Linked DNA regions of Homo sapiens: region 2 is linked to region 1. A link is a contact called in ENCODE Hi-C data. All regions are on one chromosome and are shown on one strand. Each heading gives the region's core, a stretch centred on a gene start or an enhancer-like site at or near the end of the contact. The rest is flanking DNA. Distances are from core to core; before and after follow the strand shown. Region 1 overlaps GMDS (GDP-mannose 4,6-dehydratase). Region 2 overlaps GMDS-DT (GMDS divergent transcript).

Region 1 (2,700 bases), core at 181-2,680:
ATCCCCTCGGAAGAACAGGATAGGCGTCAGGAACACTGAAACCTGGCCCCATGGGACCCTGGTGCCCTGCCCTTTGGCCCCAAAGCTGGACCTACAACCACCAGCAATCTAAATCCACCTCCAAACAACACTGAACAACTGCATGGGCAGTGCCAGTCCCCCAAAAACCCAGACCGGGAAAATCTCAGGTGCTGTATCCTTTCTCCCTCCTCTGAGCTCTGGAGTGTTCTAAAATTACATGACTTCTCTGCATTTGGGTCACTTGATTAGAACTGGAAGCACTGTTTCATCCATAAAATACCCTGTAATGGAAAATGACTACATCAACTTGGTTTGAAAATGTATCTTTTATGGTCTCTTATTATTTTGTTGGGTTTTGACATGTTTTGGTGCCAGGTAGAGGAGTGGGAGGAAGGAGATTATTTTCTACTTCAAAACAGTGGGTGGCTAGGATTCTAGTCCTGGCTTTGTCTGTAACTAGTGTGATATTAGAAAAGTTGGCTAACCCCCCTGTGCCTCAGTTACCCGAGATGCCAAATATCTGCCCACCTTCCTAGCTTAGTTCTTGCGAGAGTAGGATGGGTGGCTCACACCTATAATCCCAGCACTTTGAGAGGCTGAGGCAGGTGGATCACCTGAGGTCAGGGGTTTGAGAACAGCCTGGCCAACATGGTGAAACCTGTCTCTACTAAAAATACAAAAAATTAGCTGGGTGTGGTGGTGGGCACCTGTAATCTGAGTTACTCAGGAGGCTCAGGCAGGAGAATCACTGGAACCTGTGAGATGGAGGTTGCAGTGAGCCGAGATTGCACTATCGCACTCCAGCCTGGGCAACAAGAGTGAAATTCTGTCTCAAAAAAAAAAAAAAAGGAAAATATTTCTGTGTCTTGAAAATGTTAAAGCCATGGTGATTGCTCAAAATAGTATGGCATTTAATATAAAATAGATACCCTTAATAGCCCACGTGTAAAATTAAACTTAAAAGGGTCATATTGGGACATTATCTTTACAACTAAAGAGTTTTCTGTAACAAGGATTGAACCTAGGCAGGACTTTATACCAGAATAATTGTGTTCATACTGAATGAGTTACAGATTTAGTCTGTTTGTTCCTTGTTTCAGAGGAGTCAAGCGTCAGAACTTAATGGTGGTTGTAGGTTCTCATTTGCTGTGACATTTCAGTCATTAGTCTGATTGGAGCATTCTTTATCAGCTCTGTGCTTCAAGAGGAGGCGGAAACCACCATCCTGTTGGCTTGGCGGACGTCTGCCTGCTCAGATACCACGTCTCTCCTGGAGTCCCCCAGGGGCCTGGGGAAAGGACGAGGGGGCGGCCAGCTGGGCCCCCTGGGCTGGGGACCAGGAGCCCTCGCTCGGCTCGTTTCCCACTCATTGTGCGGCCCAGGCCCTATCACTCGAGAGGCCTGGCAAGGAAGTGAGGAGGAAGCCGGTGCCACTACTGGTTCAGAATGTTCCAGTGTGGTTGGAAAGTCTGAGAAGCAGCCTGGGTGAGAAGAACAAGACCTTATTGACAGGGTTCAGTCCTGGTCAGGTCTGTTTCACATCAGCTCTCTAAATAATCACAGCTCTTGCCACCTCAGGGATCTCTAGCACGTTTACCTCTGGCTTTTTTTTTTTTAAACATTTAATGTAGCTATGGTAGAACACAAAGCATTCAAACTTTTTATTCCAAGAGAATGATTAGAAGTATAGTGTTGCCTGCTTCAAAACAATAATAGCAAAACAAAGTCCAAACTTCATACTTTACAGGGCTTTCCAACCTACTGCCAAATTATTAGTCTTATTGCAAATATTTTTCTATTAAGCTGTTTTCTCATTGATTGATTTATAGGGATATTGATTATCCTATAATAACATTTTCAGTGGTTGTGTAGCCCGACTTGGCTTGTCATGGTCTGAATTGGTCAGTGTCATTATCTAACTTAGATAATGGTCAGTGTCATTATCTGACATATATTTTAGATATGTAAAAACGGTAAGAATTGTAAGAATGGGATTAAAAAAGAATATGCCAAACATTTTCTCTTCTGCACATGAATCTATAAACTAGAATATTTACCTCAAGAAGTCAGAAGAAAATCTGCTGGAGATTTTAGCCCTGGCATGGTGGCTAACGCCTGAATCTCAGCCTTTGGGAGGCCCAGGCAGGCAGATCACGTGAGGTCTAGAGTTCCAGATCAGCCTGGCCAACATGGTGAAAACCCGTCTCTACTAAAAATATGAATATTAGCTAGGGGTGGTGGCACGCACCTGTAATCCCAGCTATTTGGGAGGCTGAGGCACGAGAATCGCTTGAACCCGGAGGCAGAGGTTGCAGTGAGCCACGATAACAGCACTGCACTCCGGCCTGGGTGAAAGAGCGAGACTCCATCTTAAAAAAGAAGAAGAAGAAGAAAATCTGCTCTAGGTTTTAATGAACCACAGAATGTGTCCCTTGTATGCTTTGCCTTGTCATTCTGCCTGAATTTATGCATGACTTCTGCATTAATGTAGTAAACACACACTTGGCAGTCCTTTCATTTTCAGGACCCATAGGGTGTTTCCAATTCCAGCTTTTGGTCAAGTAATAAGAAAAAGGTTTTTTGTTTTTTTTTCCCCCTGGAATATCTGGTAGGAGCTTTTGAAGCTCTAAGGGATATTTAAAGCCTGTTCAAATTGAAGAAACCGAAGAAAACCCAAAC
Region 2 (2,700 bases), core at 42-2,541, 220 kb before region 1:
TAGAATAGAGTTGGCAAATTTTTCTTAAAAGATCAGATCATAAATATTTCAGGCTTTGGGGACCAAGAGGTAAAGTCGAGACTATTACGTGGGCACCTACATAACCACTTAAAAACGTAAAAGCCATTCTTAACTCAAGAGTAGTACCAGATGCAGAGGAAGGACAGATTTGGCCTTGCAGGCCAAAGTTTGCCAATCATCTTCTAGAGAATAAATTCTATCATGGGATGTATGTATATTTTTCCAGTAAAATCCACAAAGACTGGCAGAAAAAAAGACTCTAGCCTGTATATGATGTTAAAATTTTTCTAGTTAAAAATTTTCCAATTTAAAGCTACATATTAGAATTTGATACTAATCATTTATACTTTTTAAAAATGCATACTATTATCACTAAGAAATAAAAATCCTGGACCTGAGATCAGAAAATTTGGCCCAAGAGACACTCATAATGCTGCACAATGGGCTGTGTGTGGCGACAGGGGCAAGAGAAGACAACCAGAAACACCCCCAAATAAATAACCATAATGCTGTGCACAACATACCAAGCACAGCAGGCAATTTTCAGTAACCACCTTATAGCGTGTTTTAAAACTTAGTGTTGACAACACAACATTTTTTTCTTCTTATCGTTAAACATTTTTAGTTTTATTTGTTTTAACTGACTAATAACAATTATACATATTCATGGAGTTCATAATGATGTTTCAATACATATAAAGTGAGTGATCAGATCAGGGTAATCAGCATTTCCATCATCTCAAACATTTATCATTTCTTTGTGTTGGGGACATTTCATAGGCACCAATACCTTAAATTTTAAATTTAGAATTTATATATTTTTGACAATTATTAGCACTGTAGGTTTTCAAGAAAAGATCCCCCTTCTTGCAGACTTGGGACTGTGCAGGGAGCGCTCCGGAGGCCAGGACAAAGGGTATCAGCGATGGGCTGGTGTTGATGTCTCTTCCCTGGAGATCTGAGAGAATGAGGAACTAATCTGTTGAACTAACTTAGAATGAATCATGAGTTTTGGGTTCACACTTTGTTTTTTTTTTTCCTTTCACCAGCAGCATAGGGTATTTTGCAAACTAGATTAGCTAGTAGAAAAGGAATGGCATGAAATAACAGACTCACTCAATAATTATTTGACTTTGCAATATGGTCAAAAATATTCTCAGAAGCTTACTTTTTGAAAATGAAGAAAAGAAACTTGATATGCCTGCATGCTGGGCCCTGACTTAGAGCTAATAGGGACCTTCAATATCATCCAGTTCAGCCCTCTTAGTTCACAGGTGAGTAAATGACAGCCCAGAGCACTTGAGTGGCTTGCCCAAGGCCACACAGCAAGGAACTAGCTATTCCAGGCTGATGCGTAATCAATCTACTTAACAGCAAACTTTCTAGCTCCAGGGACAGAACCAAAAGCAAGTTATTTTTCTTGAAATGAATGGGTCTTTACTTAGACTCACAAGGTAAGAGTAAAATATGAGCTATTTTGAATGCTTTCCAGCATTGTCCAGAAACCCAATAAAAATGGGAATTAAGGGATACAACTCTCACTACTACTCCAGATAGGATAGGTGCAAGCTGTGGAGAGCCGGGGGTTCGGGGGGAAGTGGGAGGTGGGTGGGGGTTTGAGAGCTGGCCTGCAGATGCCCAGGAACCTGAACCCTGCCTCCTCCAGTGGTCACCAGCCACACTGTGTCTGAGGGTCTCCAATGCTGGCAGAGACCTGCAGCCTCTGTCATCGCCTCAGACTGTACCATTCAGCAGCCACCGGGCCCTCCCTTTTGTGGAATCAAAGGGAAGCATCAGGAGAGACCAGGCATCTCAAAGCTGGGCTCTCCAAACATCACGAGATCAACTCCTTAAACATAGGAAGCCAAGCCTCTCGCCCTTCACATTTAAACATCTCAAACTGCTGCGTTCTAATCAAGTCAAGCAGCCAATGTTGTTTTTAACATTTAGAGTCTCTACTTTATGGGACACTGTGATCCATACAATAAATTTTTATCACAAGCTGGCATTTGCTCAACAGGTTCCTGGCTACTGAAGTGGATTACCCTTGGGCCCTCTATCAAGATGGCTTCATGTCTGGATTCCAGGTGACTTGGATAGTTTTCACTCTACTAAACCACACTACCTATAACGCACCTGATCTCCCTTGAGTGTCAGAGTTGGACATCCTGCCCTGTAGCACCATAACGACAAGAGAACCCAATCTTGTAGAGTCAGTGTGATGGTCTGGGGACATAGGAAATGCCTCTTTCTACACAGAAGGAAGATTATATTACGTAGTCCTGGTGAGTTTTTTCCCCATAATTGTCATCCAACATAAACGTCAGTCTCCATACATACGGCCAACAAACACGTGAAGAAATGCTCAGCATCACTGATCACCAGAGAAATGCAGGTCAAAACCACAATGAGACACCATCTCACACCAGTCAGAATGGCTATGGTTAAAACGTCAAAAAAATAACAGATGCCGGTGAGGCTGCAGAGAAAAGGGCATGCTTATACACTGCTGGTGGGAATGCAAATTAGTTCAGCCCCTGTGGAAAACAGTTTGGAGATTTCTCAAAGAAGCAAAAATAGAATTACCATTCAACCCAGCAACCCCATGACTGGGTATACACCCAAAGGAAAATAAATCACAAAAGACACCTGCCCTTGTATGTTTATCACAGCACTGTT

Evidence for each region. A loop is a pair of places that touch in the nucleus more often than their neighbours do. Pooled maps may share reads with other maps.
Region 2: a pooled map shows a loop between it and region 1 (3-fold over the local background). The contact joins two enhancer-like sites. A Hi-C loop is called at or near these places in 7 of 168 maps with a recorded cell type or tissue (A673, aorta, ascending aorta and 3 more), 9 of 37 single-sample maps with no recorded cell type and 12 of 50 pooled maps.

What each region holds. Positions count from the first base shown.
Region 1 is chr6:2,126,346-2,129,045 of GRCh38, reverse strand. The region is part of intron 1 of GMDS (GDP-mannose 4,6-dehydratase); the gene reads left to right. Among named protein-coding and RNA genes, the nearest start is that of GMDS, 120 kb to the left of the region's middle. Within about 2 kb of position 1,430, at least 18 of the 41 ENCODE cell types and tissues checked have a DNase peak (open chromatin) inside an H3K27ac peak, as active enhancers do; they include ascending aorta, where a contact is called at or near this core.
Region 2 is chr6:2,350,618-2,353,317 of GRCh38, reverse strand. All of the region lies in intron 4 of GMDS-DT (GMDS divergent transcript), which reads right to left. Among named protein-coding and RNA genes, the nearest start is that of GMDS-DT, 110 kb to the right of the region's middle. Within about 2 kb of position 1,291, at least 2 of the 41 ENCODE cell types and tissues checked have a DNase peak (open chromatin) inside an H3K27ac peak, as active enhancers do; they include ascending aorta, where a contact is called at or near this core.